Linked DNA regions of Mus musculus: all the other regions are linked to region 3. Evidence: chromatin loops called from intact Hi-C (ENCODE). Cell type or tissue: gastrocnemius. All regions are shown on one strand.

Evidence for each region. Hi-C counts contacts between places; a loop is a spot of excess contacts. Peaks named below come from ENCODE experiments on the same cell type or tissue, not always from the same donor. Only the 100,000 strongest peaks of a DNase experiment are listed, where the experiment ranks them.
Region 1: a loop joins it to region 3, with 4 times the contacts of the local background. A loop is called at or near these places in 38 of 42 quality-filtered maps.
Region 2: a loop joins it to region 3, with 8 times the contacts of the local background. A loop is called at or near these places in 18 of 42 quality-filtered maps.

The regions. Positions count from the first base shown.
Region 1 is chr16:85,816,604-85,824,603 of GRCm38, reverse strand. 4930556C24Rik (RIKEN cDNA 4930556C24 gene) reads right to left here and starts at 5,393. Exons shown (of 4, transcript NR_040506.1): 1 at 5,297-5,393. In gastrocnemius, a CTCF peak has its summit at 4,330 (motif pointing left); no DNase peak of the experiment used is centred here.
Region 2 is chr16:86,641,814-86,649,813 of GRCm38, reverse strand. No RefSeq gene overlaps it. Among named protein-coding and RNA genes, the nearest start is that of Gm32461, 160 kb to the left of the region's middle. In gastrocnemius, a CTCF peak has its summit at 4,784; no DNase peak of the experiment used is centred here; H3K27ac peaks cover 708 bases.
Region 3 is chr16:87,243,313-87,251,312 of GRCm38, reverse strand. Gm41484 (a long non-coding RNA gene) reads left to right here and starts at 4,620. Exons shown (of 3, transcript XR_876207.2): 1 at 4,620-5,739. In gastrocnemius, CTCF peaks have their summits at 1,203 (motif pointing right), 2,459 (motif pointing right) and 4,599 (motif pointing right); DNase peaks (open chromatin) are centred at 2,469, 4,613, 5,727, 6,498 and 1 more place; H3K4me3 peaks cover 693 bases; H3K27ac peaks cover 1,519 bases.

The DNA of each region.
Region 1 (8,000 bases), 1.4 Mb after region 3:
CCACCATATAGACAGAATAAAAGACTATAGATGTAAAAGATAATATATTATCTTTTTATAATTACATAATTATTATATATTATAATTAATATAATTATACTATTTAGTTATAATTATTTATAATGATATATAATTAAATATAATTATTTAGTAATAATATAAATTAATATCATATAATTAAATGATTTATATAATTATATAATTAATATAAGTGTAATTGATAATTATATAATATATTATATAATAAAAGATAAAATCCTATAAAAATCTACTACCATAGAAGCTTCCTAAGCTATATACGTATATGAAAGTAATTTAAACGGACTTTTTCTATAACGGAGAAAACAATGACCAGACTAGTTATCTTATGCTAATGAATAGAAATTCCAATACCAGGAATGGGTTACATCCTGTTGATTCATTGGCCAAATGAGCCCCTACAATCGCCACTTGTCTGTAGGATATACTGGTGTAATAGTGGCACAAATGTTATGTGAGTGACCAACACTTTGTTAGTGGACTTAAGGCCCACTTCATGAGATGCAACTTATACCGGACACTGCCAAAATGGCCAAGAACCTGAAACTAGATAGATCACAGAACCTAGGGGTGATCTATCTCAACCCTAACTAAGAAGCTATTTGCAACTGATGCAGGCTCTGAAAGGGAAAATCAGTATTCTTCAATAGAGTTGCACTGAGTCATTCCAGGGCAGCCACACTCCAGGGGAAGCCCCAAGATCAGGAGTAGCTGGTTCACATAAAATGGATCTATGGGTTTTTGTGATTTTTTGGTTGGTTCAGCATTTTTCTTCTTATTTCCTTTATTTGTTTCTTTTCGAGGGGTAGAGAATATGAAGTTGGGTAAAAGGAAGATGGGGAATATTCGGGGAGAGCTGGGCAAAAAGAAAGCAGGAAAGCATATGATCAAAATATATGAGGAAAAAATGAAATCCAATAAATACAAAATGTCAACAAGAAAGATAGAAGTGATGGTGAATGCTTATGATCCCTGCTGTGGGATAGTGTAGAGGAGGAAACAGGTAGATTTCTGGGACTCACTGACTGGCCCGCCTCACCTAATTGGCAAGCTTATGGCTAGTGAAAGAGCTTGTCTCAAAAAAGGAAGGAAGGAAGGAAGGAAGGAAGGAAGGAAGGAAGGAAGGAAGGAAGAAAGAAAGAAAGAAAGAAAGAAAGAAAGAAAGAAAGAAAGAAAGAAAGAAAGAAAGAAAGAGAGGGGGTGAGGGAGGGAGGGAGGGAGGAAGGAAGGAAATAAGAGAAAAAGAAAAAGAAAGGTGAATAGAACCTGAGATTGACCTGTGACCTACTATCTCTATTAATCTTGAATGTAGAGATTGTTGGCAAATGTGGTACATCACATGAAACCACCCATACACGAATAAAAAGCATGCAAATGTACACACACCTACACATACACACACACTGAATATATGTTAAAACATTCTAATTACAAACACACCAGAAATATCCGTATTGATTAGACATTATAGAGTTTCAAGATTCTCTAGGACCATTGACCTTGAGTTGCGTAAAGAATTAATGCTGATGAGCAAACAAGTCTCAGGTTCCTATAAACTTTCTATTGACTCAACCTCTGATCTCCACTAGAAACACTACAAAGCTACAGATGCTCTTACGGCTGTGGAATTTTTTTTGTGCTATAACACTTAATATGACAATTCCTGAGCTAGTCCAACAGAAATAATTTAAGGAAAGGGGTGAAGTAAAGCAGACCAAGGATGTCTGAAATGATATACTGCATTTGCTGACAATCTCGGCATCCATGACTGCTAGAAATGATAGAAATGCTGAGCAAGCAACCACAGAACGGCCAGGCTTTTGCAACTAGGATAGAGTCAAAGGGAGGGTATGTCACAGCATGGAAACGTGGTCTCATTAACACTTGTAACAAAAAACAGCAACAATCATGTGTGGGAGAAGACAGACATTTGATATCATCCTTTCTGAACTTATCTTCAGCGGTTAGCAGAGGCAGATGATGTCGGGTCCTCTTGCCCAGATGGTCTTTGCAAACTTATCTATGACATGAACCTTCCCAGTGACTTCAGCTGTGTATGACTAAGTGCAGTAGTGAGGGCAGCTGAGAGTCTGGCATCAAAGGAGTCTTCCACACAGAGAAGAAATGACAGGGAAGAAAAGCAAGCCTCCTCCTGCTTACAAATGCTGCTTTTGTGAAGTTACAATATAGTTACAACATCTTTTTCCTTTCCTTTATCCCCTCTAAGTAGTCTCTCTAACAACGACCTACTAGCACACTCTGAAACAGTCTTGTGTATACTCCCACAATAGAACATGAAGTACAGGAGAAGTCCATCTTCCAGGATGTTTGTCAAAAGACATCAAGTCCTTACTAGGCATGAAATACATCTTCATCTTAATTTTCAACTTTCTGTCTTACAGAAATAGATTTCTCTTATATATAAAATAATCCATTAATGGTATGTTTATTATAGTTGCTTGAAGAAACTAAGAAAACCGGACCATGACAATTACCCACTTTTCATTGCTTTCTGGATGCTAGCAATAATTTTACTTTGTTACATCAGATTTGATCTAGGACATCTTTATTAGTTCGTGTATGTCATCAGTAAATGGTAACTCATTGAAAAGAAGCTTCTAATGAGACTTCCCAATGTTCTGAAAGGAGAAATGTAAGTTGAACCATGGACCATAATTTTTATTTCCTTATGTGATTTTTAGCTATGGGCAGTGAGTGAGTGAGTGTGTGTGTGTGTGTGTGTGTGTGTGTGTGTGTGTGTGTCTTTATAGTGATGTAGTGATGCTAAGAAATTCAGGAAGAACTCTGTCTCTTGCTATGCATTATGTGACCCACCTGCGATGGGGAAGATTATGTAATGTCACTTCTCATAAGAAATATGAATGTTCCATGAATGGTTCCCATTTTTCTTTCTTTCTTCCCATGCCATGGTCACTGGGGATAGCATAGCAAAACTATATAGCTTCTAAAATTCATTTGCTGAGTGTGTTTGCTGGTTTCCTTAAAACTAGGATAATGTTTATGTCTCTATTTTTTTTTGTATTTAAGTTATTTGTAGCTACTAATCACATTCTGAAATATATACATTTTTGTGTATTTGCTTATTGACTCCTCCCATTTGAATGAAAAAAGTAGAACCAAGTGAAGAGGGAAAGAAAGAAAGAAGTCGCATGTGTAATCATGTATATGCATGTGTAATGCACATATTCTTTCTATACTTACTTACTTTATTTATATCCTGACCACAGCTTCCCCTCCTTCCTCTCCTCCCAGTACTTTCCCCCCTGTTCTGGCTGGTTTTGTGTATCAACTTGACACAAGCTGGAGTTATCACAAAGAAAGGAGCCTCCCTTGAGGAAATGCCTCCATGAGATCCAGCTGTAAGGCATTTTCTCAATTAGTGATCAAGGGTGGGAGGGCCCATTGTGGGTGGTGACGTCCCTGGGCTGGTCATCTTGGCTTCTATAAGAAAGCAAGCCAGTAAGTAACATCCCACCATGGCCTCTGCATCAGCTCCTGCTTCCTGACCTGTTTGAGTTCCAGTCCTGACTTCCCTTGGTGATGAACAGCAGTATGGAAGTGTAAGCCGAATAAACCCTTTCCTCCCCAACTTGCTTCTTGGTCGTGATGTTTGTGCAAGAATAGAAACCCTGATTAAGTCACCCTCTATCTCTCCTCCCCCATCTACTCACCCTCCCTTTTTTCTTCAGAAAAGGGGAGACCTCCCAAGGATATCAACCAGCCATGACACATTCTTAATGTACCTATACGATGGCAAGTTTAATTACACAGAAGTTATAATTTCATACATATACATATATACAGTTAATACATAAAATTGATCTAACATAGTATAAATATGTATGTGTCCAATGAGACATTTTTATTAGCATTTCCTATAATCCTGAGACATAAAGTGGTATGCGTTTGCATTCAGATAATAGTATCTGTTTTATCAAAATCCAAGATAAAAATTTTGTTAGTACTATTTGGTAATGGGTGAGGTTTCTGATGAATCTTTTAAATTATGTACATGTACTAGTCATGTAAGCTAGAAGTTGTCACACTAACTATACACAAATTAATTTCCAAGGCTTTGTGTTGAGTTGAAATAGAAGCTAGGGTCTAGGACAGCTGCTGTTTAATGTTTAAAAGTTTGCTGAGAAGACAAATTAAAGTTTTTGAAATTAGGAAGTAAAAAAGGCCAGCAACTGATCCGAATGCTTTTCTCCCTCACTAAACTTTCCTAAGAGTCACATAATAACTGTTTTTTAGTGCCACCTTTTGGGTGGTCTTGTTATTACATAACAGCGAAATTGAGAACTGGAAATCTGGTCTCTGTATGTATGTGCATGCTTGAGAGAGTATTTCATGTGGTTGTTGATGTTGTTGTTGTTGCTGATGCTGTTGTTGTTGTTATTTATTCACTTTACAAGCCACTCACTGTTCCCCTCGTGGTCACCTGCTCCCATAATCCACACCCCCATCTCCTTCTCCACTGAGGAGGTGGGGGTCTCCCTAGGTATGCCCCCATACTAAGTCTCCATGAGGCTAGACATATCCTCTCCTACTGAGGCCAGACAAGGCAGCACAACTAGAAGAACATAACCCTCGTACAGACAACAGCTTTTGGGACAGTTAATTAGGACCCACATGCTACATATGTGCAGGAGGCCTACGTCTACCTCTTGCAATTTCTTTGGTTGGTGGTTCAGTCTCTGAGAGCCTCAAGGATCCAGGTAAGTTGACTCTGTTGGTCTTCCTGTGGAATTCCTACCCCCTTAGAGGCTTAAATCCTGCTTCTGTTTCTTCCACAAGAGTCCCCAAGCTCCATCCACTGTTTGGCCGTGGATATCTGCATCTGTCTGAATTAGCTAAGTACATTCTTCACATTAACTGTATAATTTTTTTTGTACCTGTATGGACTCTGTTCACTTCCATTCTCCAGTAGCATGGAGTGAAATCTCCTTACATGTGTTTTTGAGTCATGTGATTCATCATCTGTCTATCCCATTTCCTTGTCCAGCAACAGCAACCCAGGCATTCATACTCATCTAAACAAGTTTTCAAACTATTTCATCTCCTTTTTGTTTAGTTAATTTCAAGGTCAGGGAGCAACTATGGCTGTGTAGAGGACAAGTGTCACTGTTTTGACCGTGAGAAAAATTTGAAAAGCTTCCTAACCCTTCAGGTTTGTCAATGGAGAAATAAAACCTGAGATAAGTCTTAAAATTCTAATTCTGGAAATTGTGCTCACCTATGCCAGAGAAGGTGCATCTGGCTAACATTCATGGTGAGCTATGCTAGAGAAGTAATTGTAACTGACATCCCTGTTGACCTATGCCAGAGGAACTGCCTGTAACTGACATCCCTGTTGACCTATGCCAGAGGAACTGCCTGTAACTGACATCCCTGCTGACCTATGCCAGAGGAACTGCCTGTAACTGACATTCCTCTTCACCTATGCCAGAGGAGGTGCCTGTCACCTACACTTTAATATAAAATGAGCTGATGCAGGTGAGGTGAGATACCTGCTTCCCAAATTTTATAGCACAGTAACAGAACTGTCCGTCACATCTACTATATCAAAATTGACAAGGATGACGGTCTGACCACAAACTAAGATTTCTCTGCTTAAGGTTATATAACTCGGAACAATGATTGACTGGGGTGTGACACTTGTCATAGTGTATCAATCACTCATTAGAATCTAGGTGGCATATTACTCACTCATCTTAGTTCTCAAGGTTCTGTTCCCATCACTAAAAATAAGAAACCAAGAAGCAAAATATAAATCAAAGAAAGAAAAGTGAAATAATTTTATTTAAGTCAATAAACACAGCATCTATTTATAATTTTTGAGTCTCCCTTTTGTAGTAAAACTCCAAACATCATGGAAGTAATCACGTTCTGATTGGATTTAAGTCCTGTTGCACAAGATGAAACCCATACATAGATAGCACCATTACCCAATGAAGAGTCTGTGGCTAGACCAGACACAGGCCCTATAGGAGAGCCTACCCATTATTCTAAATGGGTGTTGTATTGCACTCCCAGTGACTTATTATCCATCATTCAACCCACATGAGAGAAGCCACAGGAGAACCTACTACCATTCTTCTAAATCACCAGTGACGAGACTCCCGGTGACTTATCATCTATCACTCAACCCACAACAGAGAAGCATTGTTTGCAGTATACGATGATCAACACAGAAATCTACAATGTGCCTAAGTTCAGAGAACAAAAATACTATGGAGTTCTCAGTACTAAATGAAACATCTGTCCCCGATCCTCTTCTCTCAAGGCTCAAGGATAACTGTGGAAGGAGGGATGGAAATAGTGTAGGTAACTAGAGATGATGGGTGACTATGAGGAATTGGTGTTTTCTGAACACAGCATATGAACTCACCGCAGTTTTGATGGCATGTGCAAGACCTGTGCAAGTTCAAGCTAGACCAAACCCCAACATGGAAAGAAGAGATGGACATCAAGCCCCAGCCTTTACCAAGAAGGTATTTGCAATTGTTAGCTGCTAGAAGATAGGAAGCCATTTCTCTCTAAGAGTATAACCCCTGATAAGCCTACCAGAGTTCAGTGGAAGGCTACATGGCCAAAAATTTATGCACAACACAAACCAGACTTTGTGGCTTAAAAAAAAAATGAATAAAAAGAGTGCAATAGAGGCATGTGTCCCTGGTGGGAACTAACAGTCTAATGGGACTGCAGGCCCATTCAACAAGATGGAAACTGTGCCTAGTACTGGAAACTTAGCCAGTTATCCAGGGCTCCTGAGGTTATAGCTCTTGGAGGAAAACCTGCCTCTACCACTTTACTGTTCCAGCATGTTCTCTAACTACATTCTCAAGATGTGTCTTTATACTCACAGATAAGTGTAGCTGTCACCTCTCTATGAGAAAGCTTCCCTTTGTTAAAGACAAAGACTACTACAGAAAACCAAAGCCAATCAAAATGCATAGTTGTAGACCCCAGGAAAACTGACACATTTATACTACAACTACTGCTAGGGATCAGAGCAGAAGAGAGTGCAGAAAGATTGCAACAGCAAGAAGAAAATGGCATTTGCTGTAACATTGTGTCTCCTTGGAAGGTCAGAAGCTACACCATAAGTTTCACCAACATGGCCACCTAAACACGACCTGAACAAGGACATTTTCATCCTCTTGCTCACACAATAAATATACAGACATCAAAATGGGAAAGCCCAGGCTGGAGAGATGGCTCAGCATTTAAGAGCACTGACTGCTCTTCCAAAGGTCTTGAGTTCAAATCCCAGCAACCACATGGTGGCTCACAACCATCTGTAATGAGATCTGATGCCCTCTTCTGGGGTATCTCAAGACAGCTACAGTGTACTTACATATAATAAATAAATCTTTAAAAGAAAAAAATGGGAAAGCTCACACAGCTGCAAGCCTAGATACAGAACTACAAGCAATTAAGGAATGTTTGAGAATGGAAAAAGTAGCCTTACTCAAGAAAAAGCATATATTAATTGGATTCAGTACCAAATGATCAGCCATGAAACCCTATATACACAAGTACCATTATATAGACTAAGCAGTTTATATTGTGTATGAAGAAACACACACACATATACATACGCATGTGTGTTACACTTAGAATATAAATAAGCATTTGTGTTACACTTATATATATGTATATACACATACACACATATATTTGTGTGTGTGTGCATGTATGTATATATATATATATATATATATATGTATATATATATATATATATATATATCAACAATTAAAGAAAGGAAGACCCTGAATTTTAAAGTGAGCAGTGTGGGAGGGAAAACATAGAGGGAGATGGGAGAAAGAAAGGGGAAGAGAGAAAATGATGTAATTATACGATAATTCTAAAAATCATTCTTGTGAAAAAACAGAAGGACTCAGAATCAATCGATTGAATATGGAGGCAGGAGA
Region 2 (8,000 bases), 600 kb after region 3:
ACTCTGAAGAAATATAGTTTGCTGGTCATCCTCCTCTTCCATCTCCACATGTGAACAAAAGAAAAATGGAATTTTCCCAGTAGCTTTAATTAATTAGTAAGGGGGATTTCAAAAAAAGTGAAAGAAAGACTCCAATGTTTGGAGCTTTGATTTGACTGCTGATTTTTAGAGACCCTGAGTATATTGTGAGTTTCTGGGCAAGGATAAAGCAAGCCATATATATGTTTTTTTTTTAATGAAACTGACATATTTCTCAGGGGTACAACATACTGGCTTATGTTACTCTAAAATAGATTTGACCAAAAATATTACCTTAAACCAAGCAAACAAACAAACTCAAAGAAGAGGTACAGATAGGCTGCATTCTAATGGTCTGCTTCAAAGAATATTTGTTGAGAGGTCTCAGATAATCTTTCAAATCATGAATTGGAAGGAAATATGACCCTGTCTTGTCAGTGTCCCCTACTTATAAGTGTATACTTCATTCTTCACATACATTAGCCTGTGACTTACTTAAGAGTGGCTTATGCAGAAGAGATGTAGGGAGCCAGGGAAATGAAAAGAAGCCACTGGTCTCCATACTATGGGCTCCTAAGGTCAGTCAAGTCTAAGAAAAGGGTGGCATAGGCCATTAAATGTGGATCTTTTTTGCTACCTCATTGGATAAGATGGAGCTGTACTTGTGTGGTTGGGGCTTCATACATGTGCAGTAGAAATTGAACCTGTAGTGTAGAGAGTTCATGTTATATCTTAATCCTTGAATATTTAATATTCTGGAAACATGGGCACCAATATTGAACCTTTTAATGCTTGGCTTGTTGGAAGTTTTATTTAGCAGGCCTGAACACATCATGTGTAGATATTCAGAGTAACTCCTGGGAACCTAATACACGGAGTTCCCCCACAGCACAAGATGCGCTTTGATACACAGAAGAGTTTCCTTTCTCCACTTCGTATAGACATCACTAGATATTTTTAGAGACTTTGTTTTAATTATGTGTATTTACATGTTTGTGGGAGTAAGTTGGGTATGTGAATGCAGCACCCATTAAAGGCAGACGATGGTAAAGGATTTCCTGGAACATGACTTATAGGCAGTTGTGAGCTTCTTGACTTGGGTGCTGGGAACCAAACCCAAATCCTCTGAAAGCACAGTGCATTCTTAACTGCCAAGCAGTCTCTACAGTTCCTCCTCCTCATACAGCTAATGATAGCTCATCATGTCCAAGATCAAGTCCTCAATGTCAAACATGCTAAAGGTATACACTAGTTCAGGGCACTCTTCTCATCAGTGTGTGCAACACATTGGGATGTGTGTAATTTGGCTTTTATGAAATAATAGTTTTCATGAAACTCTAGTTTCAGTGTTATCAAAATTTACTCATTATTAAAATGCTAGAGATTTAAACTTTACTATATAACATATTTTAAATAAAGGTTTTATGGTTAACATAGTAGAGAAATGGAGCAGATACTAAAGTAAACTTTATAAGATACAGTATCAAGAAACAGAGAATAAGCAAAGAGGATAACAAAAACATTTTGCTTGGCTGGTATGACTAACAATTTATGACAGCTAATTTTTTTTTCTTTTTTTGAGACAGGGTTTCTCTGTAGCCCTGGCTGTCCTGGAACTCACTCTGTAGACCAGGCTGGCCTCGAACTCAGAAATCCACCTGCCTCTGCCTCCCAACTGCTGGGATTAAAGGAGTGCGCCACCACCGCCCAGCGACAGCTAATTTTAAAGATTAGGAAGCTACAAAGGTTGATGGCATTGCTCGCAGTTAGCTGCTACTGGATGCTTACAAATCTCTTCCTAGCTACTGAAGAGAATGAAGAGTTTTTACAAAGTAGCAATCAAAGAAAGGAAGAAGTGATAAAATTTTCAAGAAGCATAGAGACCAAGTCCACATTCTATAATTGCATAATTAGCTTAAATTTAAGATTACATTACACATTTCAACTAAGTGGATAATTCATTAATCGCAGATGTGTTTCACTCTTAGAGTAATCTGTATGCTTTTCAAGATTTTATTTATTTATTTATTTATTTATTTATTTATTTATTTGTGAGTGATGTGCGTTTAGCCTACATATGTGCCTCTGAAGGCAAGAAGAGGACACTGGATCATCTGAGACTGGAGTTACGGATAGTTGTTTATTAACTTGTAGGTGCTAGGGATTGAACTGAAGTCATCTGGAAGAGTAGCCAGAGTTCTTAACCACAAAGCCATCACTCCATCCCATCAGGGGAAAAAAAAAACCTGTCCTAAACCAGACAGCGCATGAAGGCTATGATTATTTCACCGTTTGAAATAAGGTTTAACCAAAGAGTTTACATGGAGTTAAAAAGTGACCAAGTATTTAAAATGAGTCAAACTGTGTGTGCTTTGTTCAGTTCAGGTCTGTTAAATATCAAGGGTGGACGTGCCAACCTTGCTTAAGATCAGCACTTAAATCGGTCAGCTATCTCATGCTGATAAATAACAGAGAGGCAGGCAGAGACTGCCTTTTAAAACTAAATAATCCCAAGAAGGCAAAAGTTGAGCCCTCCTGAATCGGATCCATGAACACCCATATGTGATTCCATCTGTTTGCCTGTCTATTCTTTTATGTTCAAACCTGCAGAAACACCAGATCCATTCCCATAAGTAATTTCAGTGACTAAAATATACATTATCGGGGTAAAAAAAAAAAAAAGCACCACACATGGAAGGCTAGGAGAGAGTCTATTTAAGTGGCAACCTCAAATGCCTTTACTATTTGTCTCTTTAGGGTGGAGAATCTTGGGTTAGGAACAAAGCCTGTTAGGCAGGGAGCTTAATAATCATCAACTTTCTCAAACCAAAGGACAAAACCACCACTGTAGTATTCTGATCTGTCAGCAGTCTCTCTTCTAGTTCATTCATCACGAGGTCCCTAGATTTAACAAGAACCCACTTCAAAGACCATGCATGGGAAACTCACCTCTTCAACAAAAGTCTTCTTTGAGCCTCTGCAGAGGGATTGCTTCTTTTACTCTTTATCCCAGAGGTGAATTTCATGTTTGCTGATACCATAATCTCTAGCAATAGACTTTGAAGTACTAAATAATTATTGTATATATGTTTCCCATTGCAAAGTTAACATGTTTCTAGTACTATCATAGTGTTGGTTTTTGTTTATAGTGAAAAAAACCCTGAATTTGAGAAACATAATGCATAATTTTGCTTATGTCACAGTAAAAAAGAATATTTAGGAATAACAGAACATTAAAAGATGGTGTTTAGGCATAGTGAGATGGTTCTTGCTGCCAAGACTGATAACTTGACTTTGATGCCAGGGGCTCACAGGGTGGGAAGAAGAGAGACCCAACTCAACAAGCTGTCCTCTGACCTCTTCGTGTGTGTTAAGGCATGTGCTCCACATACAATCACAAAGAAAATAAGGATAATAAATCACATGAACTTCCAAGCTCAGTTAGGGGACTGGAGAGATGGCTCAGAACTTATGAGCACTTAAACGCCTGCAGAGGACCCAGTTGGATTTGGTACCTAGCACCTATGCCAACTCTGACTCTAGAGGATCCAAGGTTCCCCTCTCCCCTCAAAGACTCCTGCAAACAGATAGTGTGTATATACATATATATATATATATATATATATATATATATATATATATATATATATATATATTCACTAGGTCACACATATTACATAAACAATGTTTTCAAAACTCTAGATAAAAACTCTGATGGAAAAATTCTAAAAAGTAGTGTTTATGATAATTTCCAGACTTCACAGAAAACACCTATGAGTGCTTTTCAGATTCTCTGCGGCATGTTGTGACGTATTTTCTCTGCTCTGGTTGTCACGTATTTTCTCTGTTGGCCTGCATCCATTTGTGAATACCCAGGGACAGTTTTTGATCTGAATACTTCTTTCTCTATTTCTAATTAGAATGACTCTTAATTTTACACATGCTAGGGTGGTTTTCATCACATGAAACTGAGGTAAATGACATTCTGTTTTATGGACGAAGGAACTAGAAGATGGTGTGATGGGCAGCCTCAGATCCCTCTGTAGGAACACAGGTTCAAGGGCAACAGCTTGTTTCCAGTCACTCATTCTCTGGGACCTTGTCTTTGACTGTTGGACTTCAGGTCCTTGCCTGCTTCTCCCAGCTCTGGTGTGCCAATCACTTGGACACAAGCATGTCATGTGCCACTTTGTATTGTCAGTCATGTAAGCTGACTCAAAGTTACTGGAAGCTCTTTCCAAATCTTATATCAGAGGATGAAAAACAAAGGGCATGCTTATGACTCAAAATCTAGAAATTGCTTGTTTATAACATTTTAGAAAGATCAAAACAGATGTACATAACACTTTTTTAAAAATCTAAAACAATAAAGCCAGTGATGTTATTGTGTGCATGCAGGTTATATAAAGCTTCTTTGTAGCCACAGAGGGTTTGTTGTGGCACAGAGTCGAAGAAACAGAACCAAAAGGATTTGTTCATTTTTGCATGTGATAATGATTACCAGAGTCACAGCCATCAGAAGTGAGTACTAACTACAGGCAAATAAAGTTTCACAAGCCCCAGTGAGCAGCGATTGCTTAACACAAAGACAGATTGCTGTGCTCTGACACATGGAGTGAGAAATATAAATGATCAAGAGTTCCCTCTTTCCAGACTTCAGAAGTGAGAGAGCTGTGTGTCACTCTTCCTTTTATGTTGAGACTGAGGACTCTCAACTAACATGGACTTTCTGGCACAAGATCATTTCCGTAAATATTCCAACTCCAACCACTAGATGTCATGCAGAGATCATAAAGTAAACCATCTTGGCTGCTTATTACATTAATCATGACCAGTTCTGTAACTTCAACATTTAAGGTAGTCTGGGGAAATGTCTGGTTGCTATTAAAGGTGCAGAACAGTAATGCTTTGTCTCATGTTATATTTGATGTTTGCAAACACTTTTGGCAAATATAAAAGACTCATCTTCAAGGTTACAAAAAGCTATTTCAAAAACATGAAAAATGCAGATTCTGGAGTTAAAACAATCTGAAAGTTTTCCAAATATAGAAATGTAGTATTATATGGTAAGAAACGGAATTCAAACAACTAGAATGAAGGTGTCCTAGAATTATTTTTAAAGATTTGGACCCAGGAAGCATTTGGATGAAAAATTGTGTTGGCCATGTGCTAAATGAGTAAATCTGGTATAACACTTAAGTTCTCTGAGTTAACTGTGAACAACTAAAATGGAGTGATTGTGAAAATTCAGTGAAGCACTGGACATAGGTCATTTGGAAGAGTTCTTGACATATTGTAGGTGTTCAGCCAATCATATTAATTGCTTCAATTATGCTTCCATCATGATGAAACTGCTGTATGACATAGTTATGGAAGTAGATTAGAAAACAGAATTTAGCAATGGAATGTGAACTTATAAACAAAATGAAATGTAAGGTTAGTCCTAAAAGATTGCTAGTTCTTCAGGAAGAAAGAAAATGAGACTCTAGACAAGGAGGATCTTTGAACATAACTTCAAAGGATAAAAAGGAAGTTTGACTCACTTGTTATGTGTTAGGAAGTGTTTGTTAAGCTGTGCTGCATACCAGATTCATCTAACCATATAGGGTATATTGCTTTTTAATATTACGTTGTAATTAGCTTACCAAGGGTCAGGTTTTCTTGTGGCTTTTTCTTGAGTCCAAAGTTTTGAAGCCATAGTTTACTATTGAAACTATAAGTTTATAAGTTTTGCATGGGGAAGCCCCAGAGAACCTCAGGACAATACCAGCAATGGCTACTGTTGTGGCTGATCACTGGAAACACATACTAACACCCTCTTGTTCTAGACATCACGTGCATTTGTCATAGGATATAGAGAACACAGGCTGGATCTGAGCTGGAAATTTCTTCCTCTTTGGCTAGCCCATCATAGTACCAAAGGATGCTATAAAGGCAGCTGGGGAAATTTCTATCTAAGCTAAAGAGCTTATAGTCTATAGTAGAAAAAACAAAACAAAACAAAACAAAACTGCTGTTGTTTTTGTGCTAAGTGGACATGATTTTCCCCTCCAAATATCATTCTAAATAATTATGTTTATTCCCAGAGATTAGTGCTGCCATCATCTTTGGATAAGGTGATGTATTTTCAGTGGGTAATGATTAGCAGCAAAGACCCATAACTGGCCAGAGTGCTGAAAATAAATGATGGTTAAAGGATTATTCATAACTGGGATGTCTATACCCACTCAGAGGCCCAATGAACATTGTGTAAGAGAGAAAGACTATACAGTAAAGACTATAAGAAGATGGATTTTATGCCATACTGGGTTTTATGCACAACAACTTTGTATTAACAAAACAATTTTGTGTGATCAAAATGTATTGCATACATTTGTGGAATTTACAATAAAATTGTAAACAAATAATATATTTTAATAAAATACAAGGAGAGAAGGCATGACTCTACTAACATTATGGTAGCGGATATAGTATTAAAACAACTATTAATGACCTATCATTATAATAGTAGATTAAGGCATTATTGAATCAACAATGGAGAAACTCCTAATTCTAGTAGAAGAAAATCAAGACAGAGACCCACAATGGTCAAAGTACAGAAGAAAAGAGAATTCAGAATGTCCATCTGTAAAGAGAACATATATCCATTACCTCTTCCAAAGGCTCAAGGCAACAGAGGATCTATTGGTAATTCTTAGTTGCTGGGAAAGGTTAGGCCAGTTTTCTCTATAAGTATAACCCACTGACAAATTGACCACTCTCCAATGGAAGACCGAACATCCAAGAATTTTCGGGTATCAAGTTGGCCTTGATGGTAAACAAGGAGGTGCCAAATAAGGTGGAAAGGGAGGGGGAATCATTTGGGGGAAAATAGTTATGATCACAACACATTGAATGAAGGAAGCTCTCGAAGTTTAACCAATGTGAAGTAAGGTCCCTGGTGGATTCCAAGCTCATCGATTGAAGGGGTGTTTTGCTGTATGGATGATATAAGTTCATAGAGTTCATTCTAAGAAAATTGGCATTTTTTTCTCCATGCAATAGTGATCTGGAAGGGCTACATCTTTAGAAACGTCATGTAGTTAGATACATATTTTTATCAAAGTTCCTTTGCTTTTCTTGTTCAGGTTGTATTTGAAAAGTTGATCATTCTTGAGGAGCTACTTAATTGATCACAATAATATGCTAGGGTATTGGGAAGAGGAATTGATCACAATAGCATGCTAGGGTATGGGAAGAGGAATCAGAAGTTGGCTTTGACACTGTGCTTTCTAGAAATATCAGAAGTTATACCTATGAAGACCAATATGTCTGTCTGAACATGAACTGATATATATGCTAGCAACACTAATAAGCATGCTAACATAAGGAGAGGGAAGCTCATAAGGCTTCACTCTACAAAAATAGACAACTAAACACGCTAAGTGAAGAAACACACACATACATACACACACACACATGCACTGCTCATAATTTTCTGGATAATGAAATCATAATTTCCCATCTTTATACAACCTTTGCTTACATCAAAAAAGGTTTTCTAAAGTCAAGTTACAAAGGGAAAGGTATTTTTTTCCAAACACAGCACTACTATACTTAAGTAATTGATTTTGGAATAATCAAGTTTGGTTCTACTTTTCTGAATATTGAATTTTTATGATTTAATAATTTTAAAACACCAATATAAGAAGTAACCTTGAGATTACAGTCTAGAAAACAAGTTGAACACATCAAGACTATTTAATAATTCATGAAGACATGGCATACTGCAGGTTGGCAGGTAGAAAGAAGCTTACTGTGTAGCATACAGGTTGGCACAAGGACTTGTTTGAAGTATGGAGTCTGGTAGAACACTAATATTTCCTCAGTTCAGGAGGGTGTTGAGCCCTCATTTGAAAGACACCTTACAAGTCCTAAACATATCTAATGTTTTTTATAACTTATTAAATTTACTACATTATTTTATAAACTTGTTTATAATT
Region 3 (8,000 bases):
TCCTCCCCCTCTCCAGCCTGAGCCATCTCTCCAGCCCCGACCTCACACCTTCTAAAGGCTTTTCTTCTCATCTAACATTTACCCCGCCCCCACCCTCTTATAGTCTGGCTTACTGGGCTGGCCCTCTGTGTTTTGTACCTGGAGCTCCCTCCTCCATTTCTCTATTTCCTATCACGAGTGTCATGTCTGTGCTTCAGGCAGCCAGATGCCTTTCCTCTCAGGGTTTTTGCACCAGCTCTTCATTTCTCTCTGGAATGCCCTCCACAGATCATCACATGAGTAGATCAAACATTTATTTAGATCAGGCAGAGTTTAATTTCATCTCTCAGAGCGCTCAGCGCGAAACAACTCCTCCCTATCAGCACATACTGTAATGAGAAAAAAAAAATAATAAAGTTTTCTTACTGATGCCTGATTTCTCAGAGCTCAGCACTTTGAAATACTTTTTTCCCCCACTTAGTTATTTTTCTTCTGTGCAAGTTTGTGTAGCTCAGAACACAGCTCTTAGAAGTTGCTCTCTCCCCTGCCTTATGGGGTTCAGGGCCTGAACTCAGGTCACGAGGTTTCAACACGGCATCTTTATACTCGGAACCACCTCCATTCGCCAAGCCTAGCAGCTTTTCTTGGACGTACTCAGGGTGTCAGAATGCTTACCGCCCCGCATCGTACTTTCTTGTTATCGGCTAACTTACTCGAAAGAGAGGATTAGCCCAGTGCCAAGAATCACTGACTGTGAAGTCAGGTGTCACAAGGCCTTGCTAGATGTGTGGCTATAAACCAGGTGACCTCCAAAGACCTCAGTTTCTTCCCCTGTAAAGTAAATAGGAGTTATGGAGGCAATTCTTAAAATGTGTAAATGTATCAGCAGCGACACGATACACTGAACCCCACCCCCATCAAAAGCTCCACGTGAATGCCAGCTCCACTCGGTGTAGGGTGTAGGACGAGTATGTTCTTCCCATGACCATTTAGAGGAATTATGTAGGTATGCCATCTAAAGCTTTTATAAGCTTTAGATATTATTATACATGTATCTACAATACAGATGTGGTCTTAGTTGCTTTCATCCCCATATCTTGATTGAGTTACGTAGAAAACATGGACTTAGTGAAAATCAGTAAGCTAAGTGCCACTCTCCTCAGTTGCCTGTTACCAGGTAACCCTAGCAGGGTAATGGTTTCTGAAGTGCCCTTACCTCGAGCTTCCTGAAGGTGGCAGTGGAGCGCCAACATTGGAAAAAAACAATCTGCTGTTCTTGAAAGGCAGCTAGGATAAGAAAGTTACCGACGGGCTTAAAATTCCTTTCCTTATTATTCTTGCTGAGAAGATGTGGATCGTGATAGGGTGGGCACCTGATCAAATACAAATGATATCTGATGGAATAGTAAAACGTTCTGCTGTTATTATTCTTTAAGACCTCAGATAGAAGAGCAACTCCACAGCAGTTGGAGCGAAGTGGAACTGGCAATGAGGTGACAAAGAGGACAGGCAGCAGGGAGAACAGGGTGACCTCTTAGTGTGTCAGAAGCACCGCCAGAAATTCAGGGTGGAGGTCTCTGAGAGGGGGCAGGTCAGGGTCTCCCTGCCCTCGTGCATGTTTCGAAGGGTAAAATTTTCGGAAGTAAAGATGCATGAATGCTAGAGTCTATCCTGTCCACACCTACAAATCTTCGTGTCTGCTAAGGGGTTGAGCGCATAGCACTAACGGAAAGATCTAACCCAATCACAAAAGAAGTCACTTGATATGCACTCATTGATAAGTGGATATTAGTCCAGAAACCTAGAATACCCAAGAAACAACTTCCAAAACACAAGTAAATCAAGAAGGAAGACCAACGCGTGGATACTTCATTCCTCCCTAGAATATGGAATAAAGTATCCATGGAAGGAGTTGCAGAGACAAGGTTTGGAGCTAAGACGAGAGACTGCCCCACCTGGGGTCCATCCCATAATCAGCGACCAAACGCAGACACTATTGCATACGCCAGCAAGATTTTGCTGAAAGGACCCTGATATAGCTGTCTCCTGTGAGGCTTTGCCAGTGCTTGGCAAATACAGAAGTGGATGCTCGTAGTCAGCTATTGGATGGAACACAGGGCTCTCAATGGAGGAGCTAGAGAAAGTACCCAAGAGCTGAAGGGATCTGCAACCCAATAGGTGGGACAACAATATGAACTAACCAGTACCCCCAGAGCTTGTGTCTCTAGCTGCATATGTAGCAGAAGGTGGCCTAGTTGGCCATCATTGGTCTAGCAAACTTTATATGCCCCAGTACAGGGGAACGCCAGGGCCAAGAAGTGGGAGTGTGTGGGTAGGGGAGCAGGGCGGGGGGAGGGTGTAGGGGGACTTTCGGGATAGCATTTGAGATGTAAATGAAGAAAATACCTAATAAAAAAATTAAAAAAAAAAAAGAATATAGTTAAGTCTCTAGATAAATAGAGATACTTCACACTGGCCACCAGATGGCAACATTGCACTGTAAAATGCTTGCAGTTGAATTCATCTTGTAAAACTTTTTTTCCCACTTTGAGACAAGATTTCTCTGTGTATCCCTGGCTATCCTGGAAATTACTGGGTACTTCAAGATGGTCTTGAACTCAGCAGTCCACCTCTGCCACCCAAGTGCTGGGATTAAAGGCATGCATTACCACCACCATGAGGCTTCACCTTATAAGCTCTTAAGAAGTACTAAAATCATGCTTACTCCCCTCCCACGCGTGGGGATCATGCTTAAAGGAGCCATGAGTCTGTGCTTGAACCGCCTCATTAATGAAGAACACATTTTGCCAGCAGTGGCTGATTAAGTTAACACTCCAGTTCCTTGAGGCCAACTTGAACATTTAAACTTTGAATTATTCATACTGTGAACGAAATTATCAGTGAACGAAAACAACTAATCAGAGTGTGAATGGAAGTAAAATATTCTCATTGTTAGAGTGTATCAGCTGTTATAAAGTTGCAAGACAATTTTTTTTAAGTGTTTGGTTCATAATTTAGTTTCTTCAGCTTGCAGTCTAGGAGATAGTCTACAAGCAGCAGTGAGGTAGAAACAGGGTCCTGCTTCAAAGTTAGCCTCAGTTATATAACAAAGTTGAGACCAACTTGGGTTGCAGAGACCTTATCTCAACAAAACAAAACAAACAAAACAAAGAAAAACAATATGTATACATTTTATGTTCAATCTGTCTAAGATTGCTTTCGGGTACATAATACATGTGAGGTAGATGAGTTTTGAAGGTTATTGTAAAATAATATCTGTAAACACCCAGCACAAGCCTCACACATGGGAAGGATTATAATATACAGAGGCTGTTGCTCAGTGTATTAAGAAATAATGAATTCACACAAAAATCCTCTACTGGCGCAGGCAGGAAAGGCTGAGGGATGCATGTTCAGAGCGCAGAGCCCCACTTTTAGGCGTGTGGGGAGGACTTGAGAAATGACTCTAGGTAGCTCACTGCCCAGAAAGCCCTCGGCGATGGGCTGTTAACAGTGTCCAGTAACTGAGGGGCAGCCCTTGGTCCTGGGAAGGCTCGATGCCCCAACGTAGGGGAATTCTAGGGAGGGTAGGCGGGAGTGGGTGGGTGGCTGGGTAGGGGAGCGCCCTCATAGAAGCAGGGGTAGGGGGAGATGAGATAGGGGGTTTTTAGAGGGGAAACCGGGAAGGGGGCTATCATTTGAAATGTAAATAAATAAAATATCCAATTAAAAAAACAAAACAAAACAGTGTCCAGTAACAGCTCGCATGTCTGGTGCAGTCGTGAAGGAATGCATTGGGAGAGTGTCTACTGGCGTTGACTTATTGACTCATTCTTCGATCACTTCAGAACTACAGGGCATTCTGTGTCCTTGGTGACCCTGTCAAAGCACCATTCACACGCTACAGAAACGATACAGGAAAAAGATGCTCGTTCTTACAGGGATTGTCCACCCTCTGCGTCATGAGACTCATCTGTTCACCTCCCTTACTGCCCTCCTCCATGTCCGCCCCTCCCCTCTGGTCCTCTTTCTGTCCTAAGCCTGTTTTGGTCTTCTTTCTTATCGAGTGCAACTTCCCTCCCCCCACCCCCATCTCATAATCCCTCGTCTGGATTCCTGACACACTGGAGCGAATATCTGACCTCGATGAAGTCTCTCAGTAGACACCGTTAGATTCCAGCTACCATCAATCAGCCTTCTCTTCCTTTTTTCCTCCCCGTTTCTGTGTTTTTCTTTCCTGGGATCCTGAGGTCTTATGTCTTATCCATGTTCTGTTAAATTTGGGTACAAACAACAGACAGAGGTGTCTTACCCAATTTCTTATTTCTTTTTGTGTCCTCCCCACCCTGGCCCAATTACTGTGTTGAATTCTCATTCTACAGAACTGTAAAATGCAAATGCGTTTTAAAGCGGCACTGTTGTGTTTCTAGAAGACACAGCACATCGACCCCTCCTAGTATTCACTGCCACTGTTTGGGGCCAGAGATACGACTCTGACCACAGGGAACATTTTGGTCTAAACCTTTCTTTTCCTGTCGTGCTAGGGAAGTTTTTCTTCCACTGTGGGACAGGCACACTTCTCTAGAGGTCACCGAGGTGCCAGAGGGCGGCTCAACCGCTAGAAGCTGCAGAGGGCAGTATAACACCACACATGAGCGTGTAGGAGCACACCCAGTGTGTCATCATCTGCTTTTTCTTTCTTAGTGGGTAAGTTACTGGAACATTAAAAAAAAAATGATTATTTACGGTGAAAACTTGGAGAAGCGATCGCGCCTGGGTTTTCCAGTTCCCTCCTCCGACTGTGCTACAAAGTACCAGGCTGCAGCCTCCCTAGGAGGAGGCCCTCGGCACACACGTCGCAGCTCCGGCTACCAGCTCGAGCCGAATCCCAGTGTCAGAGTAACACAGAATTTGAAATCCAACCTCCGAGATGTTCTTAACCTCCTTTCAAGTTTCTGAAGATATGTTTACCAAATGTCGGCGAGGGAACAATGGTTCTCAGAACTTACAGCAAGGAGTGACGGGACAGAGACTCATCCTGACCGAGGCGTGGATGGCGCCACTCCACACCAGATAGGAGGAAAGAGTTCAAGACAGGACCTTTGAGGAACTTGATAATTGCTGTTTTCAGCAAAATGTAACTTTAAACCAAAGGACGGCAGACTTCCTGGACAGGTCCAGACACTAAATCTTTCAGGTTTTATGAACTTCATGGTCTCTGTCGTAGCTACCCAGCTCCTGTACCCTGAAAGAGCACCCATTGGCAACACACACACACACACACACACACACACACACACACACACACACACACACAGAGTACGATCCCTTGAACCAACCTACAAATACAGGTAGCTCATTTCATAGTTTGCTGGAGTCTGCTTCAACGGAGCCTGATTTTCCATTTTGCCATAGTAGAATTGAACCTTTTCAAAGATCAGTTTCTTCTTTTGTATTTTTAACAAGTTAATCTTTTTGCCTTCTGTCCGTCTCAGACACGACTTCGTGATGCTCTGTTCCCTTTTCTTTGTTTTTAAAGAGATAAAATGTTGAGTTGGGCTGAAACAGGAAACCCTATCCTGAGGTTGCCATTGGAGATAGGTCTAGTCATCTTTTTGGCTTAGGCCTGCTTCATTTTGTCTTATTTTGTCTCATGTGGTTCATCTGGCTTGAGTTCAACCTTAGGAACAAGGCTTGAGACTTGGAGTTGTGCTCACTTTGGAACTGAACCAGCAATGGAGAGGAGCCGATGCTGGCCAGGTAACATAAAAAAGTGTGTGCTTGTTGCACAAACAAGCCGGCATAGGAGCAAAGCAAATCCATCTGTTGTCGCGCTAGGGGTAAAGTGTAGGTACCTTTTAAAACCGTGACCTGTATCTAACAAAACACAGTTAAGGATTCTCAGAAAAGTGATGTGTTAATAGTCAGGTCTTGTAGGAGGTAATTACAGATGGTGTTCACCGATAGCTACTTGCCAATGTTTAATCCTAGGCTGGTAACAGTCCAGGTTTGAACAATGATGCTGAGTGAGTAAACCTGACCATGAAGATCAAAGAAAAGAGATCCCAGGCTCTCTCTCTCTCTCTCCCTCTCTCTCCCTCTCTCTCTCTCTCTCTCTCTCTCTCTCTCTCTCTCTCTCTCTCTCTCTCTCCCTCTGCCATTGTTGTGTTCTAAGCGTTCTATGAGCCGGTGCTTGCCCAAGTGGACACCCACGGAGGCCAGAGACTGATGTCTGGATGTCTTCCCAAATTATTATTATTACTTTTTAACTTTGAAAAAGACTTCAGTTTTAGTTTATGCTCATGCGTATGTGTGTGGGTGTGCATGTGTAGATATCATAAGACGTCGCTTGGTATCTTGAAGTTGGAGTTGTAGGAGATTGTGACTCTTCATGGATGCGAGGAATTAAGCTCAAGTCCTTGGCAAGAGCAGATGGAAATCTCAGCGGTCTCCTTGCCTCCCCTACCTTAGTTTTTGAGGCAGGGTTTCTCATTCAATCTGTTCCTCAACTTCAAGTTGATTGGCTGTCCATCAAGCCCTCAGGATCCGCCCACTTCTGCCCCTCATGTTGGCATCACAGGAAGTTGCAGCCATGTCAATCGTCCAGTGTGATCCGAATGCTTGTGAGGTGGGCCCTTCACTCACTGACCCTGTGTAGCTTTGGATAAAGATGTTGTTTGAGAGAGATCAACTTGCTAGACTCTTTTCAGCCCATCAGACTCTGGACGAATGAAGCAGCTCTTCTCCAGTTTTATCCTACCCCACCAAATAAACTTCACTTGACAGATTTGGTCTCCCTTGGATTCTAAGCTTATCTATTTGCCAGACATTGTAGGGTGAATCTGAGATTGGTGAAGTGGATTGTTCTCACAAATCTCTTCAAACTTCAATCGGGAGTTGAATTTACACAGATTTACCTATGAATTACCTACATTATTTACACGCAAACTATAATAATACCCAACTATAAAATACTATAAAAATGGGCATGAGTCAGTGATTGGTGCTCAGGTCTTGACTAATGATCGTTGGAATCTCTGCTTTGTGGAAAATAAAGTCTCTCTGGAGCTGGACCTGCACTTTGTTTTCAATTTTCTTGCTAGCTTAGAAGTCTTACTGTGTGGCTTGGGCTGCAGAAAGAGAAGCAGATGGAGAAAGTTGCCTTATGGGACAGCTTCGGGGAATGTGGTTGCAGGGATAGAGGTAGGCTTTATGTAGGGGAATTTCCATGTGAACGTACTGGAAAAAGGAACTGACATGGGAAACAGACACAGGGTCCTTGGGAACTGTCCTGTCTGTGGAAAGCTTGTCTTAAATCCAGGACAGAACAGGGGAGTGTTCTTGAGAATTTGCTCAAGGTGTTGGGGTAAGGGACCTGTTTAATTATTGGTTTGAACGTGATGGAAAGAGGAAGGCACACCCTCCAGCTGACACAAAATGGGCTTTGTGTGTGTGTGTGTGTGTGCAGGTATGTGTGTGTGCGTGTGTGTGTGTGTGCTTCACAGAAGTCTTCTGAGAAACACTCCTCATTTCGGTCCATGTTTGGAAAAACTTGGGAGTCTATTTTAATACCCAGACTTTCATATGGCATACCCAGACTTCTTTCAGAGGGGGATCCTGCTGTTGGGCTGGGTGCACACTGGCCACGTCTAGTCACTGAGTGCTTAAAATGTATCAGTTACAGCTGAGAAACCAAGTTCTTTACTTTGCAGAAGTTTACATAGAAAGTTCTCCTCCCGTTATCTCATTAGCATAGAAAGTTCTAGTTAAATAGCTCCAGAAGGTGCCTGCTTGCTAATTTCCTTCTTCCTTCCTTCCTTCCTTCCTTCCTTCCTTCCTTCCTTCCTTCCTTCCTTCTTTCTTCTTTCTTTCTTTCTTTCTTTCTTTCTTTCTTTCTTTCTTTCTCTCTCTCTCTCTCTCTCTCTCTCTCTCTCTTTCTTTCTTTCTTTCTTTCTTTCTTTCTTTCTTTCTTTCTTTCTTCTCTTTGCTTCCTTTATTTCTCTCTTTCTCTCTCTCCCTTC